Regions from separate parts of the Mus musculus genome. Here regions 2 and 3 are each linked to region 1. The links are chromatin loops, found by intact Hi-C in ENCODE. Cell type or tissue: heart. All regions are shown on one strand.

Region 1 (8,000 bases):
AACACTGATTCCTAGGGCCCAGTCCGCAGATGGTTGCAGTCAGTGCTTAAATCATTCGTTCCGGCATGTCTACTGTGGCGCAGGTTTCCAGATCAGGTGGGGATTAGGGTCTCCATTAAAGACTTGGTAATAGAGTCTTTGCTTTCTTAGGCAGATAGTGAGAGATGAAAGCACAGGGCATTTTACATAAATCCCATTTGTCCAGGATTCTACCCACGCATGCCTTCAAAACACGTCTGTCTCTAATCTGGAAATCACAATTACAAACAACAGTAATGCTGCTTTGTGTCCGCAGCTGTTGTTCCCAAAGGAACAAACTCATCCCCATACACATATCCTAGTTGACAACTCCATAGGCAGGTTGTTTTTCAAGACTCTATAAAAACTTTATGCCTAACAGTTTTGCATTTTTCTGCTTTTGCATATGTGTTTATTTGGATAATTTGTTGGCTGGTTAGTTGGTTGGGTTGGTTGGTTGGTTGGTTGGTTTTGTTGGTTTATTTTCTTAGTTGACTTGTTTTGTTGTTGCAACAAAGTATCTGAAAGAAAGAGTTCATTTTGGCTTTGAGTTTGAGGTCAAGTCTGTCAGAAGTGTGAGAGAGCTGCTGGCATTGCATGGACTACTGAGAAATCGTACACCTGCAACCCCTCTACTCTAGATCAGTATGGATTCAGGAGCGAGCACTGAAGTAGGAAACACTCCGTATGGGCCATCAGCTCACTTTCTCCTTGTTCTTCAGTCCAGAACTCCAGCTCATCAAATGCTGTCCCCAAAGTGGATAGGTCATCTCTCCTCAACTCACCTCATCTAGATCAGCCCTTACATGGTTGTTCAGAGGCCCGTCTCTGGGTGATTCTAGACCCTATGAAGCTGTTATTCAAAATTAACCATCATGGTTGAGTATGGTTTGTTTAGTTCGGTGATTGATTGATTGATTGATTGATTGATTGATTGATTTGAGGGGGGCAGTCATGGTGGTGTATGCCTTTAATTCCAACACTTGTAAGGCCAGCCTGATGGACAGAGCTAGTTCCAGGACAGCCAAAGCCATACAAACATCTAGGGTGGGGGGAGGGAAGGCAGGACAGAGGGAGGAGAGAGAGAAAAGACTTTCTAAACTTAGTAAACGTAGTTTAGGAGAAGAAACAGTTCACATAACATTTTCCTAATTTTTATCCTAGAAATGCATTGGAGCCAATCAAACTTGATCAGTTTTCACAAGAATATGTAGTACGCTGTTCAAAGTGAACAGCCTAGTGTTGTAAGCCTGTAGAGATGAGTATGAAATCTTTGTGGTAGCCCTGTGACAGATTCAACAGGGGAGGCCTTTGGTTTTTTTCTTATTTCCCACCTACTCATGTTAGCATGGTTTTGATCTTAGGAAAAGCACCAAGCATAGAGCGATACTCAGTTACCTATGAAAGATAGCCATCCTGCTTTGTCAGGGTGCTCTGGGAATTTGGTGACAGGCTGCATCCTTTGTGCTGATGGTAAACTCTGCTTAGTGCCTCCCACTCTGGCCACCACTGCTGTCCCTCCCATTTAAAGACTTGTAAACCCCAGAAGACACTCCAGCCACCAGGCTATCTGCAGTTTCATTGCTGGTCCCCATGTCTCCATCTCTCTCTGGGCATCTTAGGTCACTTGGTTCCTTTACATCCCTTTGTCTGTCTGTCCTGCATACCCACAAAAACTCCATCTGGGTTCATTGTTTCTCTGTCTATTCTCCTAGCACCAAGGTGGTGCAGTTTGTTTGCCTAGGTAGCTGAGCTGCTGGTCTCACGTAACAGTGACATCTTTAAAGCCCCAGGGAGATCTGCCACTGTCCACCTTGTCTCTGTAATGAGTTAGTACACCCTTGCCATTCTGTGTTCTACAGTTTTCCTTCTGTTTAATAGTTCCTATCAGGGCAGGGGAGATGGCCCCAGGGTTAAAGAGCTTGCTATGTAAGCATCAAGATCAGAGTTTGAATCCCTAAAACCCACATATTGCCAGGTGGGTGTGACAGCCCACTTAGAACACAGCGACAGATGATCCCAGAACAAGTTGGTTAAGTCAAAATTGCCATAACAGCAAACTCTGGGTTCAAGTGGGAGTCCCTACCTCAATTAGAGAGTGTTTAGGAAGACTCCTGATGCCAACTTCAATTCAACTAAAATTAAAATATATTTTGGGGCTGGAGAGATGTCTCAGCATTTAGAACCATTCTGCAAAGGACCCAGATTCACAGCCATCTGAAATCCTGGTTCTGAGAGACTGAAGTCCTCTTCTGGCCTCCGCTGGCTTCTGCATACATAACACACATAAACCCACACATACACATAGAATATTTAAAAATTAAATGTGTCCCTGTGCTCTGCTGCTGGGGTGTCAGCAGTACCCGAGATGCCGTGTGCTGTCTTCCGTTTTGAACCTACCAGCTCTCAAGTCCTCTGCCTCCTGTGTTTTCTGCTCACTTAGCACCAGCCGTGTCTGTAGCTCCCCAGCCCGGTAGAGAGCACTTGAGCATGAGCACCACACCACCTGCATGCGTGGCGCTGGCAATGCTCGGTCTGGTGTCGAGCCCCGAGGCCTTCACTCCCGACACTGACTACTATAGACTCACGTCATCAGCACAAAATCTATACATTGTTGCATTACAATTTTATGATAATGAAATTTCTTTTTAATTTTTAATAATGTGTGCATCTCACTTTTCTTCTCTACAGACAGGAGGCAAAGGTAGGATTGGTTGGTAGAAATGAATCAGTCACTACGTAGGTTCTAATTCCTTTGATAGAAAGACATCAGTTGGCTGATGCTTTGGGTAAGGACTGGTTGTTTTTCTTCCTGCCTGCCTGCCTCCTTTTCTTATCATGCCCATATGTTCTGTGATGGTAATCTGTTTTTTGTCTCCAAACAAGAAAAGTACTATTAAACTTTATTGGAGTTCCTTTATTGCTTTGACTTCCGATGTTCCTAATCTTTTACCCCCCTGTTTTCTTCTTAATGACCAGTGTGACTGCATTGCGCAAGTTCATTGATTGAGCTGCTCTACCGACTAGGTTGGGACCTGTTACCACGAAGGGCTGGGCTTGTTGTTATCGTGATTATTTGTGGCTGCGGAAACACTTCAATGTGTTACTTATGACTCCCGTTTTCTAAAAACAAATGGGGGGAGGGAATCTTGGTTATAGAGAGCTTGCTTTCAACTCGTGATGATAGCACTGAAAACTTGGTATGATAATTAACACCATCAGAAGTCAAGACCTGCTAGTGTTAGAAGATAGAGCCATGAGGAGAGACCTCCTGGAGAAGAAAGGTAATAGGCAGCTAGTCGCCATACATGCTGGTGTTTACAATACTGGAGGAAAAGAAGACGCCATGCTGGTGAGCAGGAGGCCTGGCTTTTGGGTGGGGGGGGGCAGTGTCAGAGATGTGTCTAAGTACAGGACAGTCAGGCAGAAAGCTCAGTCTGAAAAGGACTTGGCCTTGCTAGGAGAGCAGAGAAAGTCGTAGAGAAGCATTGAACAAGAGAGGCCGTCTTTGAGCAGGAGTTTTTTCAGGGGAGGGTGAACGTGAATATATAGAAACACTGCCTCAGTAAACAGACTCTGGGCAGCTAGGTCTGCTGAGCCCAGTGGGGTTGCAAAGAGGTATTTTAGACCTATAATCAAAATTCGCTTAAGAGTAGTGACCCGGGGCTGGCTGCTCTACCAAAGGACCCAGGTTCAATTCCCAGCACCCACATAATACATTACAATTGTCTGTCATGTAACTCCTGTCCCAGGGGATCCAATTTCCTCACACTTGCAGGCAAAACACTAGTGTACAGAAAATAAAAATAAAAAAATCAAGGAAGAAAGAGAGTCACGCCCTGGAGCTGAGGACAAAGCTTAGTGTGAATAGGCCCCGGCTTCACTCTAGCTGATTATAATAGTGGATTCTCGGGTTATTTTCAATAGTTTTGACAAATACTGAATTATTATCTCTATATATGAGGGGAAATCGAAAGTTCCACCGTCCTAAAAAATGGTAGAACGTCAGGAAAAGCAGTGGCCTCGTCCCACAGCTCTGTGTGTGGAGGGCTTCTGCATCTTTTAGACTTAACATTGGTTCTTCGCTATATGTGGCATGTGTGTCCTTGGACAGGCTGGATTTTGTTCAGTGTCTGTCTTGTTTGAAAACTGAGAGTACAGTTTGGAGCGCCGAAAGGATTGAGCCTCGCTAGCACACCAAAGGCGGCCATGGAAGCCAGCAGAGTACCTGCAGAATCATTGAGAGGATAAAATCAGCAAATATGGAGAAAGCGTGGAGCAAGCTCCACATGTTGCTTTGTCAGCAGAGCTACCCCGAGAAACAAACCTCTGCCAGGAACCCCCAGACCTCTAGCCATCACCAGGAATTTAAGACTGGAAAAACAAACAACCCTCTGAGGCATGTATTTATTTGTGTCCTATTTTCATAATAACTTTAATGAGAAATTTTATGTAATATAAAATTGACTCATTTGACGTGTGTACTTCACTGGTACTTATTACACAAAGTTGTGCTTACTATGACTAATTTTTTAAATGTGCATACAGTGTCTTGAGAGGCCAGAAGAGGGCGCTGGATCCCCAGGGACAGGACTAAAGGTGGTTGTGAACCACCATGTGGTTGCTAGGAATTGAACTCTAGCAGCCAGTGAGTGCTCTTAACTGCTGAGCCATCTCTTGAGCCCCTAAAGAACATTTTGTCACTCCCAAAGGACTTTGAAAACAGCGTTCCACCCCACCCCACCCCCAGCTGCATTCCCAGTGTCTCCTTATTGTTCTTTGTACTCAGCCCCTGGGTTTAGTACATTACCATATTTTCTCATTTTGATTTTTTTTTTATAGAAATAGTATTGGCTAATATTTAGCCTTTGGTGTCTAGTTCAGTGCTTAGAATGTTCAACTGGGTTGTAAAACTCATTATAATGTTTCCCATTTTTTGTGAACAAATAATCCTAGTGCAGATTTGCTGTTTTGTGTTTCTTCCGTGTCATGGATTCTTCCTAACTTCTTGAACATCATGATCACCGCCGCCCTGAACATTTTCACACAGCTTGCGTGGATAAGTGTTCACTCTCTTGGGTTTAGATCGACAACTGGGTTTGCTAAGTCATATAGTGATTTCATATTTAATGTCTCCTGGCATCTACATTTGTCGCTCACCAGCAGTGTGAGGGCTCCCCGTTCTCAGCATCCCGCTGACACGTGTTACCCTGCGTTGTTCTTTTCTGCCATCTTAGTGCAGGTGAAGTCAATGTCCTTGCAGTTTGGATTTGCTATTGCTGATAATGTTCAAGATATGCTTGTGAGATTATTGGCCATTTGTGTATCATTAGCTGTTTAATTACATTATGTATCTGTAATCCTTAAATTGCAAATCTTTGTGTCGTTGTACAAGGCCCTTATCAAGTATTTGATTCAAAAATAGTTTCTTCCATTTGTTTTCGCTATCTTGGTGGTATCATTTTTATTATACAAATTATTACATCCAATTTATTTTTTACCTTGTCATCTTGATCTTGATGTTATGCATAAGTACATTTTGTATAGTTCAGGAATATCTCACCCAGGCCACATGTATCCTGGACAGCAGTGAATACAATTGTCATGTTGTGTCAACAGGTGGGACAGTCCCAGGTCCAGATCAGGAAAATCCTGATTCTTTCTAAACGTTTTATAGTCTTAGCTCTTCTCTTTAAGTCTCTGACCTTTTTTAGTTTTTTGGGGTTTTTTTTTTTAATATTTATTTATTTCATGTATATGGGTATACACTGTAGCTGTACAAATAGTTGTGAGTCTTCGTCTGGCTGTTGGGAATTGAATTTAGGACCTCTGCTCACTCTGGTCAACCCCTCTCGCTCTGGTAGACCCCGCTCTCTCCAGTAGACCCCACTCACTCAGTCCCTGTTCACTCTGGCCCAAAGATTTATTTATTATTATAAATAAGTGCACTGTAGCTGTCTTCAGACACACCAAAATAGGGTGTCAGATCTTATTACAGGTGGTTGTGAGCTACCATGTGGTTGCTGGGATTTGAACTCGAGACCTTCAGAAGAGCAGTCAAGTGCTCTTACCTGCCGAGCCATCTCACCAGCCCTCTGACCTTTTTTGAATTAATATTGTATATGACATGAAGTCAGAGCACAAGTTTATTCTCACAAGTGTATCTAGTTTCCCCCACATCTTTTGTTGAAACAATTTATATTTGTAAATTTTTCTCTACCTTGCTAGCTTTGTTTCTTTATTATAATTTATGTACTCTGTTATATAAAGAAGATAAAATGATTCATAAAAAGATAAATCTGGAACTGTTAGATATATATTTATATATGCATATGTGTATATATACTGTTTAAGTTTGGAAACTTTGTTTCTGTCTTTTCCATGACATTAAAGATGACGGATTCCACCTATCGAGCTGTGCCAGGCAAGGGTGAAGACATCTGTAGGTATTTCTTGAACCCTTTGTTAATGCCAGAATGTTCATCCACAACTGTGAAAAAGAGACCAGAAGATGTAAGTGATGTGCCCTCCGAAAGCCTGAGGAGCGTCCCGCTGGCGGTGGCTGACGCACTGGAGCACATTATGGAACAACTCAACATCCTAACCCAGGTGGGCTGGCCTGGCGCCACCCTGAGTAAGATAGGCAGAGCCCTCCCGGGATGCAGGATGTGAGACTAACAGAGCAGGGGCGTTATCCTGGCAAGGCAAACTCAGTCAGTCACTAGCAAGGCACTTAGGGCTAACCTGGTCTGAGAGAATTTATATAGAACAGTATATGTGTGCCTCTGTGTGTGTGTGTGTGTGTGTGTGTGTGTGTGTGTGTGTGTGTACATATGTACACATGCACTTTGTTCTCTCTGGCATTTGTATCATCTGTGCAGACATCAGTGGTAGTATTCTGTGCTATAAATGCCAGTTGGTCCTAAGCAGTAACGTTCTATCCTGTGAATTTGTGATGTGGTATATTTATATTAGGTCACATATAAAGAAATATTTAATAGCATAAGAAAAATGTACTGTAAGTAAAAACTCCTGTATAGTACAAAATATTGCCAAAGTTTATAGTCTTCACTGAAAACACTCTGCCAGCTCAGTGTGTAATGTAGAGCTCTCTCCAGAGTTTCTTCTACAGGAGAAGGAGGCTTGTCTTCCTATTAAAATCTTAGCCAGTCTCTTAGGAGCATTTTACCAAAACAAAGAATAATAATAGACATGAAATACTGTACTAAAAACCTCCCAGGTCTTGGGAGGTATGGACCTAATGTATATAAGGGAAGTCTTGTGTTGGAGCGGAGACAGCAGTAGTGCTCCCTCTGCCTTTGTGGCCCTCTTCCTTCTGCACACTTATGCTTTGCTGTGTGCAGCATTGTTAAGTGCACACACTGGCCACGAGTTACACAGAGCAAGAGGTGAGCACGGGAGAAAGAGCAGGGCCAGCCTCTTGCCCAGAGTGACTAGTTCAATCTCAGAGGCTCCTGCGTGGACATCACCTCTGGTCGCAGCTCTAGCTCTGCCCCTGTCACTGGAGTGCTGGAGCTTAGGCAGTGCCCAGGTCTCACTTCCACAGGCTCCATTTCCTTTCTCTGGAGTAAAACCTTTCTTTGTAAAAACTAGAGAAGATGTCACCTCAGGGCCCTGGAAGTTACGTGCCTATGGTTGTGGAGTTCTGTCATACAGTGTGAAAGACCCGTGTGAGACTTTGCAGTCTTATTTGTTCACTAAAAATCATACTAAATTCACGTGTTTTCACTTTAACATTGTGTGCTACAGGTGACCCACCTGTGTTTACCAGACATCCTTCCCTTTAGAAACTGTTAACCTCTCAGATGCCAGATTCAATTTTAGTTGACAGGACTTCCTTCCTGTTACTACTCAGTCAAGTCCTCTTTAGGACTCTCCAACTGAGTCCTCCCCTCCCCCTCCTCCTCCCCCTCTGCCCCTCCCCCTCTACCCCTCCCCCTCCCCCCACCTTTCTACCTGGT
Region 2 (8,000 bases), 270 kb after region 1:
CCATGGTTGGTACTCTCAGTCGAGTTACATTGATCCTCAAAAGGGGAGAGTGCGCGCATGCTGTACTCCCAGAGAACGGGATGCGCCAGTGAAACATGACCAGGAAGATGAAGATGAGAGATGAGCCGTGCGCTAATGGATCCAAGCCTTTCTAGAAGCTAGAAAGCACCGCTGCCATTCTTAGCCCAGGGAGAGCCACACCTACTTTCTGACCTGAAGAACTGTGAGCTTATAAATTCATGTTGTTCTAAGTTTCTGTTTGTAGTGATTTGTTTATGCTGTAATAGAAAAAGAAAGAAAGAAAAAAAAGAAGCCAATTTGCGATTTCTTCTGCTCCTTTCTCCCTCTGACTTTGGGGGAAAACAGTGTGAAGTTACCAGATACAAGCTCTTCCGTTGTCTCTCTTTCAAACAGCTTAGGGTGAAGGCATTCCATCACTATTGGGGAAGCAGTAGTGTTCCTGATTGCTTCTGTCCTTCCAAAGATGGGGTATAGGCAACCGGGTGGAGGGAGACCCACCTGTCTCCCTGGAAAAGTGTACTTATTTGATAATTACAAAACTGCTTCCATTTATATCTGTTCGGTGGCCTCTGTTAGATATGCTAGTGCTGTAGCTGGTCCTACCTGACTTTTGAGAGTGTCTTTGCTGGTATTGATTTGAAGTAATGAAACCCAAGAAGCAGAAGAGAGAGAGATGTACCTGTTTAATCTGTCACTTGCCACCTTTGACCCTGGTCATTGAGGTCCAGTTGTTAATCACCCTTGGCGTCTGCTGGTCATGTGTCCTCCTTAGTGTTTCTGCAATGGCCGGAGACCACATGGGAGCTTTAGTGTCTTTGGCATGCTATGTGTAAGTCACGAGTGGTTAAAAGCCTTGTTGTAATTTTTTTCGAACAAATGTGCTGTTGCATGATTATGTTTTAAATGTCTCCCAGTTTCTACCAATACAGCTAAACAGTTGAGCTACTGGTTATGAAGCCCTTAAATTCCTGCCCCCCAACAGTTGTGTTAATGTCCCATCCCATCACTATGTAAAGTGGGTGTCCATGGTGTGTCGGTTCAGGCAGCTGACATGCTCACACTGCCTGTCTTTCTTCTCTTAAGCCAATTCAGATTCAAACTGTCTTGATCACAGTCCTTTCTCAGCACTGCGAAGGAGTCTTCTATTTTTTGTGCTGTCAAGTTCAGTTTTTCATCTTTATTCAAGTTGAGCAGTGGGAGGAGTATCCTTTGCCCTAGAAAAGATAATCTATAAACTGAAGTGGCCATATTCCACTCTCCAAAAGACAGCTCTAGGACAAGACACTAGAACTTATAAAGAGTGAAAATATATAGTGGCTTCCAGCAAGTGTTGGCATATCACAGCTCGCAAGCCGGCTGACTGTTTTCATAAATAAAGTTTTATAGGAACATAGCCATGTCCACTCATTTGCATATTATCTTTGGTTTGCTTCTGAGCTACAATGGCGGAGCTCAAGAGTGATCCAGACTCCATCTGGCTGGAAAATCCCAAAATATTTTCTATGTGGCCCTTTACGAACATGCTTGCCAGCCCTTAGTTATGTCTTGTTATAGAGCAAATAACCCCCAAGATCTGGCAGCTTAAGGCAGTACTTATTATTTCATGGCTCCTGTGGGTCAGGGATAACGATTCTGGCACAGGATCCCTGAAAGGGTATCAGATCCTTTCTGATCCAGTCATTTCAAAGTTCGACTGGCTGGCACTAAAGAATTGACTTCTAGCTCCTACACATGGCAGATCTCAGTATCTCACTGGCTGTTGACTGGAGTCTTCATTTCTAGAGCATCTGAACTTCACCATGGGACTAATTGTTGCATGTCACATTTTTTCCCCCTCAAAGTAAGTGATGGGGAGGTAGTCAGAGAAAACCAGTACCCTTCTTTCGGAAGTCAGAACAGTGTTTAGCATCTCCCTGTGAACACAAAGAACTTGATCTCTCTACTGAAAGTTCTGGAATGTTGGCAGGCAAGTGGATGCTAATGCATTTAGCTGCTTCTTTTATATTTAAATCTGGGATATACGGTAACTTTTACTGTATGGAGTTTGTTAGATGTACTGAGTTTGTTAGATGTAAGCTCTAAGTCCAACCCTCATTTGAGAAGAAGTTATTGGATGGGCTCAAGGGATGGATCCCAGGGAGGAACATACCAGAAGCTGGCTATGACTTTTAGGACCTGTCTGCTCAAATTTAGCCATTCGTATAGCCACACTGTGCAGTATCTTCTATCTATTCTGGAATTTACCACCATAAAAAGCCAAGGAAAGCCAAGTAGGGTAATGTTGAAGTCAATGAGCAGCCTCATCCCAGAGAGGTTGCTAGTCTCATTGAGGCCTTCGGGCCAAATCCAGGTTAAAACCTGGAAGGTCAGAAACCTCCTGGGACACAAGTGCTCTGAGACCTTTGATCAAGGTAAGGCTGGTTGGGGGCAGTTAAGAGAGCACTTTGCCAACAATGAAAACTTCAATTCACTCACTGTGCAACAAATATTCATTGAATTCCTGGTAAGTCCAGGCAGGATTGAAGGCTTTGTGGATATAGCAATCAACTTGGAGGGGGGAAGATGGTCTCGGGCAGGAAGCAGCTGACAGCAGGTGCTTCCTCTGACGCTGAGAGCTAGTAAGTGACTTCCTAGGCTATGACCCCTTTCCAGTATTTGTGGGAAGGAGAAGATATTTCAATAAAATGATAGCAGACAGACCGGAGATTCTAGACACTTTTTAAACACATTCTTAGTACATTTGGATTCCTTGCTAGTTCAAGTGATGCTTTTTAAATGCTTGTTGCCCTGAAGTTTGTGAGTCTATGCAAAGGCATTTAGTGGCAGAGCCTTAAAAGCTGGAGACCTTTCTAATGCGGTTCCTAATGCTGCAAGCCTTTAAATATAGTTCCTTGGGTTATGGTGACCCTGCAACCATAAGATTATGTTGTTGCTACTTTATAACTTTGCTACAGTTACGAATTATAATGTAAATATATGATATTCAATGGTCCTAGTTGACCCCTGAGAAACAGATTGAAAAAACTTGCTGAAGATTGTGGAAAGTATCAACTGGCTACTTTGTTGTTGTTTTACAATGCTTTGTTTAGTCATTTTGTGAATAGGCATACATTTTCACCGGACTAAAACTCACACTGTATTTACTTAATCATCTGTCTGTACTCTGCTCTAGGAGCCTCTGCCAACCCCCAAACCTCAGCGTTTCATACCGAAATGGATGTAGAGAGGAGAGATGGAGAGAGGAGGAGACTTTCCCTGGTTTAGCTTGAACTGTAAAGGACCGTTGTCTGTGGTTCAGGGGTGTTGGAGCAGAGGGGGCAGAGGGAAGGAGCAATATAGACAGCTTTGCTTTTAGGACTCTATACAAGCTTTTGATCTTCACATAAAGTGAATTTCTCTCTGGGTGATTGAAAGCCAGTTCTAGAACCCAGTTAGGCTTAAGGACTCCATCTCTTATATTCGCAGCGATGTAGATTTTTTTTTTCAGGCTGACACTGAACTCTGTACATCTCCTAAAAATGTCTATTTCAGTCATTCACATTTCTGAATGGGGAGAGTCAGAGGCTAGGGAGCCAGTAAAGTGCCTGTCATGCAAGCCATGAGGACCTGAGTTCAGAGCCTCAGGACCTCGTAGACACTGAATGGCATATTTGTTTTCCTGGACCTGGGGGGGGGGGGAGCGGGAGCGGGAGAACCCACAGGCAAATCCCTGGAGACCATTGGCCATCCAGGCTGGCAATCTGATGAGGTCAGTGAACAAGCCCATCTCACAAGAAATGGAAGCAGTCACCTGATGCTGATCTCTGGCTTCCACGTGCCCATGCATCCGTGTGTGCACGCACCACCAAGCACACGTGCACACGCTTACATGAAAAAGTTCATGCATCACACATACAGAAATACATACAACATACTATATACAACACACACATATACACACACATAGAGTGAGTGAGAGAGAAAGAGAGAGAGGGAGAGAAAGGTGACCTCAGAAAAGCATTGCTTTCACTGCGAGAAAATTGCAAATGTCATTTTTGAATGAACCCTTGGCAAAGTGAAGTGCTCACGGAGTAGAGAAAGCCCTATCTGACTTTGAGTCGTCATTTTAACCTGGAGATTGTAATATTTGATACCAGATGTGCAAATGTTTCACACTTTCTGCAATTGGTGGTAAGGTTGTGAAACTGTAAGCCCGCCTGAGCAGAAGAGGCAAAGGGCAGAGTAGGAGAGTTTCAGGAGGTAAAGTCAGAAGCCGACGGGACTGCGGGTTGACTTTGACTGAAGGCAGCAGGATTGCTCAAGAGCAGAATCCGACAAACACCAAGAGAAAAAGGAAACGTTTCAGCAGAGTCAGCCACCCCCAGCATCTTTCTTCAAAACCCAACAAAGAAATCCCCTCTGCTGGGTGAGTTATTTCCTCTTTCTGCCCTCCAAGTACAGTGGGAAAATAAGCCCTCAGGCTGAAATAGTGAAGTTAGGAAAGAGTTGAGTAAGAAGACAGTAACGAACTAGACAAAGGAGCCTCCAGTCGTATGTCACCCACCTACCTTGGCTTTAGTAAGGTGCATTCCCTCCTCCAGATGTCATGTGACTGTTTCCCTAGGCTGTCCTGGTCCCTTGTTTACAACCGTCTTCTCTACCTGCCCTTTTTAGTGCCCCCTACAGGACTAGAAAGAAACAGCACTTTGCCTTTATCCTCATTTGCTGTAGTGTGGTTTGCGTGTTTGTTTGTTTCTTTGGAAAGATTCTCTTCAAAGCCCAAATTTGAACCCACATCTTTTGCTTCAAGAAGTATTTCTTAGCTCCTCAATTTAGGACTCCCTCCACCCCTTAGTCTAATTAATTAGTTCTTTGTTACATCGGTCATAGTGGCTCGTGTTATTTATACTTCTGTCTTCTTTACTGAACTAAAATCTCTTGAGGACTTGCCAGGAAGAAGTTTACATTCCCTATATCATTACTCTTTTGTTTCTTTAAATGGAGGCTATAAGATGCCAATGGTTGTTGATCTGAAAGGTAAACTGTTCAATAATTTTAATAGGGTTTAACAAGATCTTAGACAAAACTATCCTAATAAAATGAATTAATTTTATTTTGATTTGCTTTTTTTTCCTCTCTCTCTTTTTGCATTGTGGTGAAAGCAAAAAGAGATTCCTTCTTTTCAGATTTCTTGTTTTTAACCATTGGCCCTCGTGCCAAGGCTAGCCATTCCTGCGCCATCCTCGGGACCCACAAAGTAAAAAAAGAGAACTCACTTCCTTTGGCTTCACACCCACCCCGCCCCAATCCTGGGAAAGCCATTGTATTGTTTTCTTGCAGAACTGTTTGCTTTCAAAAGCGAAAAAGGAACTGAGGCTGCTATCTCGGAGTTCTTTACATCGAGGAAGTCACATGGGTGCATGGCTGAACAATGTTTGCTGGGGGGTTGTTGAAGATGTAAATTCTTTGCCCCTCGGAAGAGTCCTCTGTGATCCGAACAGTCTTGAAGGAACCTCGCCCGACCTTGCGGCTTTTCATCTTCAACCTCTCTCGTGCATAGTTTAAGACCCTAAGCCACATTGGCTACTGCTTCTTTTTTTAGAGACTCTCAGCAACCAGTGACTTTGATCTGCATCACACTTGAGACGATTTTCTGAAAGGTCAAAGGCGACTAGACTACCCCTTTGTCACTGTCTCTGAAGCACTCTTATCACCTTAGTGACTCCCCAGAGCCTCTCGCCTTTGACCTTGTTCTTTAGCGCTTTTTTCCTTGGGGGAGGGGAGAGTGAATTCGTTAATCCCAGGCAGGCTGGAGCTTTCTCTGTCCTTGTATTTGAAATTTAAGGCAGCTCTCCCAAGCCAGCGGCGAGTTGGGCTTAGCTTTGTTTTTGTTTTGCTTTGCTTCCTTGGCTAATTGTTTGGTAGAGATGGGTCCCGGAGCAGCTTGGTGGCTTGCAAGTTCCGCGAGAGAGTGGAATCCCAGCTTTCCAGCTCTTCTCTAGCTAGGGTCCACGTGGTCTGACACAGAAAAATAAAAATAAAATATTCAGGCTTCATAAGTACTTGAAGATTGATTGTAGGTGGAAGTGCTCACTCAGACCTTGAAAGTCGACCCGCTGCAGTTAATCGCTGGCACCATCTCATTTCCCCTTACCCCCCAACCCACCCCCTTATCCGCTTTCAGTTCCTCTTTTCCCAGCAGGTGTCCGCTTGGCGGACACTTGCTTCCCCTTGTCTCTGGCTGAGGAAAAGTGGTGGGAACTGAGGTCTGAGCATGTCTGCAGTGAGGTTTGCACACTGTTGGACCTTCTTGGGAGTGTTGCTTCACGTACTGTCTCTTGGCAATTGATTGAGGTTGCTTTTAACACTTTCATTCCTCTGTCTGTGTGTCTGTCTGTCTGTCTGTGTTCTTCCTTCCTTCCTTCCTTCCTTCCTTCCTTCCTTCCTTCCTTCCTTCCTTCCTTCCTCCCTCCCTCCCTCCCTCCCTCCCTCTCTTTCTTTCTTTCTTTCTCTCTCTCTTCCTCCTCTTCTCTTTCCTTCCTTCTTTCCTTTCTTCCTTTCTTTTTGTCTTTCCTCCTCTTTCTCCATCTGTTTTTCATTCCTTCTCTTCCTTCCTTTCTTTCCTTCTTTCTTTTGGACTGTTTATTTTATTAAAACATTTTACTGTAAATTATTTTTCTTATATTTTGATCATGTTTTTCCCCTTCCTCAGCTCCCCCCACATCTTCCAAACCTCCCTACCCACCCAACTTCACATTCTCAATCTCTTTTCCCTCCCAAACAAACAAAACCACTAAGACACACCCTCAAAAATGCCCAAACAAAACAAAGGGAAACAAAAAAAGCCCACGGTAGAATAAGACAAAACAGGTTCATTTCGTGTTGGCCAGCTCTTCCTGGCCATAGCGCCTGCCTTGGAGTGTGGTTGTTTTGCACTGTGATGTCCCATTGGGGAAAACTGCTTGTGCCTTTGCTCACAGGTATGGAATTGCAAATAATGTGTTGGTTAGGGGTGGGATCTCACCGACCTTTCCTCTTCTACATTGATCAATGGGGAAGCTTTGGAAGAAACTTTTCTAAATCACACAGCTTGCAAATACAAAGGTAGAATTTGAAGCGTGCCCTGGGTAGCTCCAGCTTCTATGGTGTAAAGTTAGGGATGAATACAATCATTTCCTACTGAGGATCGCTTGATTTACGGTAGAGAGAACAGGGCCAGCAAATCTGTCATGTGGGCAGCTGGGCTACTTAGGGTGTGGTAGGCAGGGTCTTCTCTGTCAGTAAGGAGCCTGACTCCAGCTGGTAGGGACAGGAGCCTCATAGCTCTGCAATAATCACTTAACTGAGTGTCAGTAGTCACTTGAGATTGATGGCCAAGCTCGGTCACCGCTCCTCTCTCTATCCCGCCTTTCGTGGTTTTTCTTTCATTCATCAGGGAAAATGAATTTAGTGGCTAAGCTCTTCCCTTTCATCAAAGAGAACTCCTACCTTAAAGGAAGGAGCAATTTCCTCTGTTGCAGCACAAAGTTATGAAAGCTAGGTGGGTAGGTGTGGGCAGGATGCTGGGGTCTGCTCTGCACAAATGCATGTCATACATAGTCTTGCCTATGACTTGCTTGGACGGTGGTGAGTCTCAGGACTGTATGGAGTTCTTTGGGGGACAGGATCAATAGCTAAAACAATGAATGGTTTCTCATTATCCAAGGAGATTTTGTATACACACCTTCGTCTGAATTTTAAAAGCTCTTGAAAATGAATCCATAAATATTACATAAAAACAATCAAGTGAACTGTGATTGGATCTGTATCTTCAAACAAGCCTCATATTGATACTTTGTTTATTCTTACATTTAAATATAGGCGAATGTCTTACAATTTAGCACTTTAATCAAATGCTGATCATTATAACCTGGGGACAGGGAGGAACTTAATTTTCCCGGTAAAATCATGCAATAACATTAGTTAAATTTAAATGAAACTTTGATAGGTTTTTGGTAACA
Region 3 (8,000 bases), 340 kb after region 1:
ACATAGAAATACATTTTTTTCCTTTCCTGCAAACTCCTTTTTGCTTTTCCCTGCAAGTTTAGGCAACCCTGACATACCATCTGTGTCTCGCTAGACTTGCCTAATCCGGCAGTTCGTATAAATTAAATCATAGAATACTTTGTATTTTGTGACCTTTTTTCTTACTTAGATGATGACATTCCTTTTGTAGTACACACCGGCAGTCCATTTCTTTACACTGAAGCCAGCACACTCGCCCCATGATCACAGCTCTCCTCATGCATGGGAAACCATCACTGGGTCTCACTTGCCATTCGGTTGCTGTGATAAAATTCTCCAACTAAATAAAGCACCATCAGAGAGAAGAGTTTGATTCTGGCTCACAGTTCCCAGCTACACTCTGTTTGGGGGTGGAGGAGGTCATAGTAGCAAAAGCTTTAGGGAGTTGGTTATATTGTCAGAAAGCAGAGACTGCTGGCTCAGTTCACTTTCTCCATTTTATAGGACCTAGTATCCCCTGACCCACAGAACGGTCCACCCATAATTAAATGGGTTCTCCACAGATGCCATTTATATATTTATACATCTATACATCAATCATACACACATGTAACAATAATTGTTTTTAAAGGCCATAGAAGTGTGGAAGTGATATGTTTGAATTATAAAACTAAAAATAAGGTTTTAAAAAGATGGGTTTTCCCATTTCAATCGAGGATCTTCAATTGATCCCATGTCAATCAGAATTCTCAATGTCTAGATGTTCATGTCCCAGGGGATTCTATATTCTATCAAGGAGGAAACGCACGGAAACCTGACCTGCTTTTTTTTGGTTGCCCACATACGATTCACCGTTTTTAAAAATAATTATTCCTAGACCCTGATCTCTGTCCTATTGGATCAGAATCTCCAAGGATTTGGAGAGGAAATTGGTAATTTTATGTAACTCTTCAGGTTTTTGACAATCAGGTGTCACATTCCAGAGATTACCTCAAGAGACTATTCTATCCTTAAGCAGAAAGAATCTTACATCAGAGCTTTCAAATTTGAGAATTCTTTATATATGGTGACTGGATAGACTATATTTCTTTATATCAGATAGCCAGATAGAAAATATATCGCTTTAAGAACATACAGATTAATGGGGTGTATATCTTCTGAATAAAAACATCTCTCATGACTACACTGACATTTTTTGGATAGATTTTTCACCCAGTGTGTATTCTGAGTGGAAAATTTGATTTAGGAATCTTCTTTGAGCATGATGATGCAATTTTATGGTTTATCTATTTGGACAGCTAGACTCCAGCTGAGCCTGAGGCTTCTAGACTACAAAAAGCATCCAGTTGGGCAGCAGCTTAAAACAATATGTGATACTCAAGAGACTTGGAGTGATTTATTGGATATGCTCAGTGAATTAAGAAATGAGAATTTCTTGTCTTGACTACTCTAGTTTATCTTGGATATTAGCCAAGTTTCTGTCTATCTGTCTGTCTCTCTGTCTCTGTCTCTCCCCTCACTTGGTAATGTCTGTCTATGTGTTTCTGTCTCTCTGTCTTCTCACTTGGTGAGACAGAGTCAATTGCAGAAAAAAATATTGATTTTTGTAATTGTTTCTATCTTGGTGGCCATTATTAGGGGCTAGCACTAAAATAGAAGCCCACACACACCCAAATTGGCAGAGTAATAACTCATTTAGTGCTCATGACCAGGAGGCAAAATATGTTAAGAGAGAGAACACAGAGAACCATGGGTCTTCAAGGCTTCTGAAGGAGCTAGTAAAATACCAGTGGTTTAGTAATAGATGGAGATCAGCCAAGAGTGTGCAGTAAACCCACTCTGCATAAAAAAGGCAGGCAGCAGCTTGACATAACTGCTGTCACCAGCCTTGAAGAAACAATTGAAGAATTGAAGAATTGAAGAAACAAGTGTGCCTGCCACTCAAATGCTTATCAGAGTCCTTTCTGAGCATTCTCACTGCATAGTCACCTTTTTTTTTTGTTTTTTTTTGTTATTGTTAGTTTTTGTTTGTTGTTTTCTTTTCCTAGATAGGGTTTCTCTGTTTAGCTGGCCTCAAACTCAGAGATTCTACTGCCTCTGCCCCCCAAGCACTGGGATTAAAGACCTGCACCACCTCCGCAAATAACTTCTCAGTTTCCAGGCCTGGCTTCCACTTTGTCGTATTGAGCTGTTAACATGCAGTTCCACCGGAGACTGTTAATTTAAAACTGCTGAAATACCAGGAATTTGTATGGGGGTGGGGACACATCTTTAGTTAAACACGAGTCCCATCAATCAGACAGTCTAGTCATGAGGGGAAAGGCTGGTGGGGTTCTTTTCAGACAGAAAACAACGAAGACCAGTGAGAAAAGCTGAAAACAACGAAGAAAAGCTTCGGTGTGCTGGTTATGTTGGCTTTCAGACAGGCAATGCCAGAGTTTTGCTTTTTAGAAAGGAACCTTTTCAGGCCTTTCAGGAGGCTTACACATCACAAACATACCCGTATTAGCAATGTGATTGTCATAAAGCAGAGATTTCTCCTTTCTCCAGGGGGCCTACAGTTCTCCTTACAGCCTGTTCTGCTGGTTAGGGGAGGAGTTTAATCATGATGATGGACAAACGCGCACATTTGCAACCTCTTTCTCGGCTCTTTTTCTTTTTTCCCTTTAGGGAGAGAAGTTTATCTTTTCCTGTCTCTTTATGTCCCCATGAATCAAAGTGTATGGAAATCAATGTGTCACGGATGAAGTTTCCCAAACTTCAAAGACCAGGCAGGTGCCCTTGAGCACAGAAGGAACAGCCTGCCACCCAAATGGTCCCAAGCATTCCCTCCCCCAACCTTGTTTCCCCTAAGCAGGCAGATCCTGGGTTGTTCAGGGTGTTCTGAGGGCATTTGGGAGCTAAAACAGATGTCTTAACATAAGTGTTTCTTCCCATTTAGAGGAAGAATACGAGAACAGCGTGGGTTGTTCAACTTGTGTGTTTGGAGATGGAAGGCTACTGGAAGCTCTGCCAAACCCTTTCTTCCCTCAGGCTCCCATTTACCCTGGGATGGACCAACCAGCTTTTAAGCCTGGCCTTGGATATCACGTTTTGACAATGGCTCACCCTGCTGGGCATCTGCTTTTCTGTTTTTGATTATAATTCCTTTGAGCCCTTTGACTATATAGGCTCTGAGATAATGAGAAATCAGGATCAGTGAGGATTGAAAAAAAGGAGGGTACCATTGTATATATAACATAGTGTATATGCTATATTTATATACATTGTACAGTACAATACAATATTTATATACAATATAATTTATATTATAATTATACATAATATAATATAATATATTTACACAACATAAATAATCAGCATGCATATACATAGATACCTATGGTATACAAAAGTATACCTACCCTACAGATAAGCAGATTCTCACATGTCTACATATACATGTGATATTTATTATATATTAGTTATTAGCTATGTGTTATATATACATATATATATATATGTGAATGCATATGTTCTATAGCCTTTTGTATCTTCTTGTACTTCTTTTTTCTTCTCCTCTTCTTTTTCCACACAGAACTGCTGAGATTAAAAGGGAATTCCCAGCCTTCTTTCTGACAGGATGAGGAGGCCAGACAAGTGAGCTCTGGTGATTCTCATGAGTGCAGAGCTGAGACCGGAGACCTCCAGGAAGCTTCCTTGCTGGAGAAACACTGCAGACTCTTGTCTCAGGCACTCCCGAAAGGGTGGGCTTGCTGCCTACAAGATTGAGGAAGCCAGCTTTGGCTTGGCCTGAATTCACGGACATCTTCTCCTGGATATCTCCAGGGCTTTTCTACCTCCAGCTGCGTTTACTAAATGCACAATGCACTCTTCTTTCAAGCCCATGAAGGGGTGGATGTTGGGATGCTTCATTTAGTATCTAGCTCACTTTCATGCCGTAGGAAGTATCTCCCTTTGTATTTGAAAATAGACTTTTCCCTTTCATGGTGGGGCTGGAGGGAGAAAGGGGGACATACTTTCTCCAGCAAAAAGGTGCCAGGGAAGCTACCTATATGTGAGGAAAAGGAAATAGAAGTGATATTTAAAATTACATTTAGGTAGTACTTGTGTGGATTATGAAATACTGAATGCATAAAGCTAAGTATTGCCTGCATTTAAGAACTGACTCCCTCTGTGGATTCACCATGTGGGAGAGACAGTGACCTGAGAAAAATTAAGTATAGTCCACTTTTGGTATTTCCATTAAGTGACCACCCCCCGGTGTCACTAAATATGACAGATCTGGGTAATTCTCTTGTATGCTTTCCCTAGAGCCTTTTACGTCCTTTCCGTGGGTTGGCTTGTCATCCCTGGTGATGTAAGAGCCGGGAAAAAGCCATTCACTGTGTAAGTTGAACACCACAGATGTTCCCTGCTTGTGTCCTGATTTTTCAGACGTAAATCTCAATATTCTGGAAGGCTCGATAGGAAGTTCTGGGAAATAATTACCGAAGGAAAGAAGTTTTAAAACAATGGCCAGTGCAGACAAATGTACAATGTAAACAAACCAAGTCTCCCGTGCACTTCCTTTTCAGCCATAAATACATCTTTTCCTCTTGAGGTGGGGGGTCTTACTGGTTCCCTGTCTACAGTGTCCTTGGCAGAGTTAGTTTACACTCCATCTAGCCTTCCCTTATAGACTTGGCCTTCCAGTCATCCATTTGAGAGATATAATTCTTTCACCAGTTGCTTGAAGAACAGGCATACAACTTTGAGCGGGTCTTAGAGCAAGAATGGACAAATAACTCCGCGGTTCCTTAGACGGCGGAGTTCTAACCCAGGGATAGGTTCTTCTCAGTTTTTCATGTCTGTCAGTTACCCCACTCATGTCTATATTTGCTCTGTGTATCACTATGCTATATTTCTTCACAGAGAAAACGGAAGCCACTAGAAAGAGACTCCGCAGTGCACATATCAAATACAACAACCTGCCCACCCTTGCTTCCAGGCATCCCCCTTTCCAACCCTTAGAGTAAATTAGTAGTCCTTAAATGTTTGTTTCTACAGCTCCTGTCAGAACTATCTGGATTATGGAGGAAAGTCTAGACCTTTTGATTCTGGAGCCTAGGGGGTGAGGAGGGTCTGGGAATCTGACCTTTACTGAGCATAAGTTTTGATTCTCCTGCTCACTAATACTAAAGGACTAAGACCTTAACTCACTGACCATGCTCCCTCTAGCCACTCCTTTCTCTATAAGAGCCAGAGGTAGGAGTCCATATCGGTCAACATCAGGACCCCTAGAGCTATGACACAGGACTAAATTACTCAGTCTGTGCCTCCATTTCTTTACTTGTAAACAAAGATGTGAAGACAACATACTTTTCAAAGGCTTACAAGAAAATTTAGATATAAAATATGTAAGCATATTCATATTATCTATAACCAACAAGTGGGGGACTATTATTCACACTAAATCCTTTCTATTACCATTAGTAAATCTATCTGTACATACATGGGAGACTGTTCAACTTAAGATTCTCCTATTTTTTATGAATCCTCTATAGGATCTTCATTCATATATATACATATATATATATACACATACATACACACATACACACACATATATGTGTGTATATATATATTCTTTTGTGTAGCCATAAGAAAGTCCCTTTTTAAAAAAATTTTCTTCAAAACATGATGTTCCCTACCCCCACAGGCCCTTAGTATAAGATACAATGAGGCCAAATTTTCAGTTCTGAAAAACATATGTATACATACATTATATAGACTGAACACATTATATTTAGGAATACGTACATGTATACACACATGTATGTAAAAATAATTACTGAAGAAGAGGCTGTGAATTTGAAAGAGAGCACGGAGATTTACATGGGAGGATTTGGAAGGAAGAAAAGGAAGGAAGAAATGTTGTAATCTTATAATCTCAAAAAGAAAAGAAGAACAAGAGGCACTGCTTTTCTCAATACCACCTCTGGCAGGGCCTCAATACCCAGCTATCCTCTACAAAATTCTCTCATTCTGTACAGAAAGCCAAGCAAATGCTTTTGATCTCTGCCTTCAAATCCTGAGACCTATTTATCAACAGTGGAGCATCATATTAGACTATCACGTGATTAAAGCCCATCACTTCTCCTATACTTCAAGCCCCCCCCCCAAAAGGCTGGGTTCTGCTGACTTTTATTCATAATGTTTTTTCTCTGTGTGCTGTAGTGTGTGTGCTTGGTAGTACAGGCATGTACATATATGAGGCTGTGCATATATGCCCTTGTATGTACACATATATGGAGACCACATATGTTGTCTGTCTCTCTTTGACCACTTCCCACAAACATTAATGTATTTATTTTGAGACAGGCTCTCAGAAAGCTCATTGGGGCTGGTGAGGTGGCTCAGTAGGTAAATGTGTATGGACATAGTACCCCACACACACACACACACAGTGTAGAATGCCAATGTGAACATCTGTGTGCATGTGCACACACATACACAGACACAAATGAGTAAATACAAATTTAAAAAGCTTATAAATCAGCTAAGCTTGGTGACCAGTGAGCTTCAGGGGTCTGGCTGTTTCCGATTCTCTGGCATGGGGGTTAATCCATATGTGCTGCTATGCCAAGGTTGGCTTCTTATGTGAGCTCTGGAGACTGAGAACTCAGCCTGTCACTTTACCAACTGAGTCATGACTGCACCCCACAGAAGTTTAACATTTAGCACTGATTAACACATAGGTCCTTTGGTATCTTTGTTCCTGAGTGTGTTGATGTCAACCATGACTGCGTGCAGACCCTAAGGTGAGAGCCGTCTTTGGGTTTCTGGAAACACTTCGGTATTTTCAGAAGAGTCAAGGTATGGAATGAAAGAGATGGAGGGTACAGTCCTCATGACCACATGTAAGCCCTGTGACCTTGGCCAAGGTTGTTGGTTTCCCAAGGAGCTCCTCTTCCTGTTGGAAGGATCCTATTCCACTGCAGGAAGGGCAGTGCCTACAATGGGGCGAAAGAATAAGGGTGGAAGGAACCATGCATGGAGAACCTCAGTGCAATACTTGGGACGAGGCAGATTTCCAATAAATGTTATATAATGGAGACCATGGCCTTCCTCTTGTTCAAATGCTTGTGGACCTCTCAATGGATTCTTTCCACAGGACTACGTAAGTAGCTTATGGACATGCAATGTAGCTAAGGGACTCTATCTTAACACTTCTACTTCATTGCTATTTATGCAGAAAGCAGCAAGGGCCGACCCCTAGATTCATTTCTGTACCCTCTGATCTGAATTAGCTTTTGAGGTCTTTACTCTGCGGTATGATTCGCTATAGCTCTTCCTCTCCATCAGTTTTTTTTTTCACGCTATCCCCAGGCTATAAACTTTTGTATGTGGACATTTTTTTTCAATTACTATAGCCTTTCTGGAACTGTCTGGCAACTTCAGTGTTATCCCTGTCCCTTTCTTAGGCCAGATAGGTAGCAATATGTCTTTTCTTCTCTGACTTTGGAAGAACGGCAAAGGCTTTTTGTTTGTTTTTTGTTTTTTCTTTCAGATCTTGCCTCAAATTTATTTGTAAAAACAGTATAGGTCACTGATTATCTGCAAATAGTGTGTGGGTAGGTGTGTCACAGCAGCCTATCTGTCTTCACACTGGCAGGAGCCTTTTCTATGGGGTCTTCACAGGGGCCTGGGCACCTTTGGGAGCCTGGGCTGGAGCTGAAGGCTGGGCCTTGGCTGGAGCTTTGGCCTCTGCCTTGGTTTGCACCTTGGGCTTTGGTTGGCTGAGCCTACACCCATTGGTCCTGTAGCTTTGAATCTGCTTCCGGAGCTTGGGGTGAGCAATGAGAGGCAGACGGCTGAGTTTGCGGCTGGGGCCCTTTGGCATCTTAGGCTTGATGGCCTGAGGCTTCACCAGGGCCTTGATGGCCTCTGTGCGCCCACTCGCTGCCTTTGCATTGTTGGCCTGCATCTTCTTCAGGCCTTTCCTGCTCTGCTTCTTGCGCATGTTCCTCAGGAACTCG

What was found. Hi-C counts contacts between places; a loop is a spot of excess contacts. Peaks named below come from ENCODE experiments on the same cell type or tissue, not always from the same donor. Only the 100,000 strongest peaks of a DNase experiment are listed, where the experiment ranks them.
Region 2: it touches region 1 in a loop (1.8-fold over the local background); 8 of 42 quality-filtered maps call a loop at or near these places.
Region 3: a loop joins it to region 1, with 2.2 times the contacts of the local background. A loop is called at or near these places in 2 of 42 quality-filtered maps.

Annotation. Positions count from the first base shown.
Region 1 is chr10:99,186,371-99,194,370 of GRCm38, forward strand. Poc1b (POC1 centriolar protein B) reads left to right here. Exons shown (of 12, transcript NM_027740.7): 11 at 6,412-6,627. Among named protein-coding and RNA genes, the nearest start is that of Gm34574, 42 kb to the right of the region's middle. In heart, a CTCF peak has its summit at 4,585 (motif pointing right); no DNase peak of the experiment used is centred here.
Region 2 is chr10:99,455,617-99,463,616 of GRCm38, forward strand. It overlaps Gm35035 (a long non-coding RNA gene), which reads right to left and starts at 5,058. Exons shown (of 3, transcript XR_872000.2): 1 at 4,569-5,058; 2 at 701-798. Gm34983 (a long non-coding RNA gene) reads left to right here and starts at 4,139. Exons shown (of 3, transcript XR_380739.3): 1 at 4,139-4,426. In heart, a CTCF peak has its summit at 4,683 (motif pointing left); DNase peaks (open chromatin) are centred at 2,605, 4,335, 5,345, 6,205 and 1 weaker place; H3K4me3 peaks cover 1,270 bases; H3K27ac peaks cover 2,787 bases.
Region 3 is chr10:99,529,961-99,537,960 of GRCm38, forward strand. No RefSeq gene overlaps it. Among named protein-coding and RNA genes, the nearest start is that of Gm35035, 73 kb to the left of the region's middle. In heart, a CTCF peak has its summit at 3,114; no DNase peak of the experiment used is centred here; H3K27ac peaks cover 649 bases.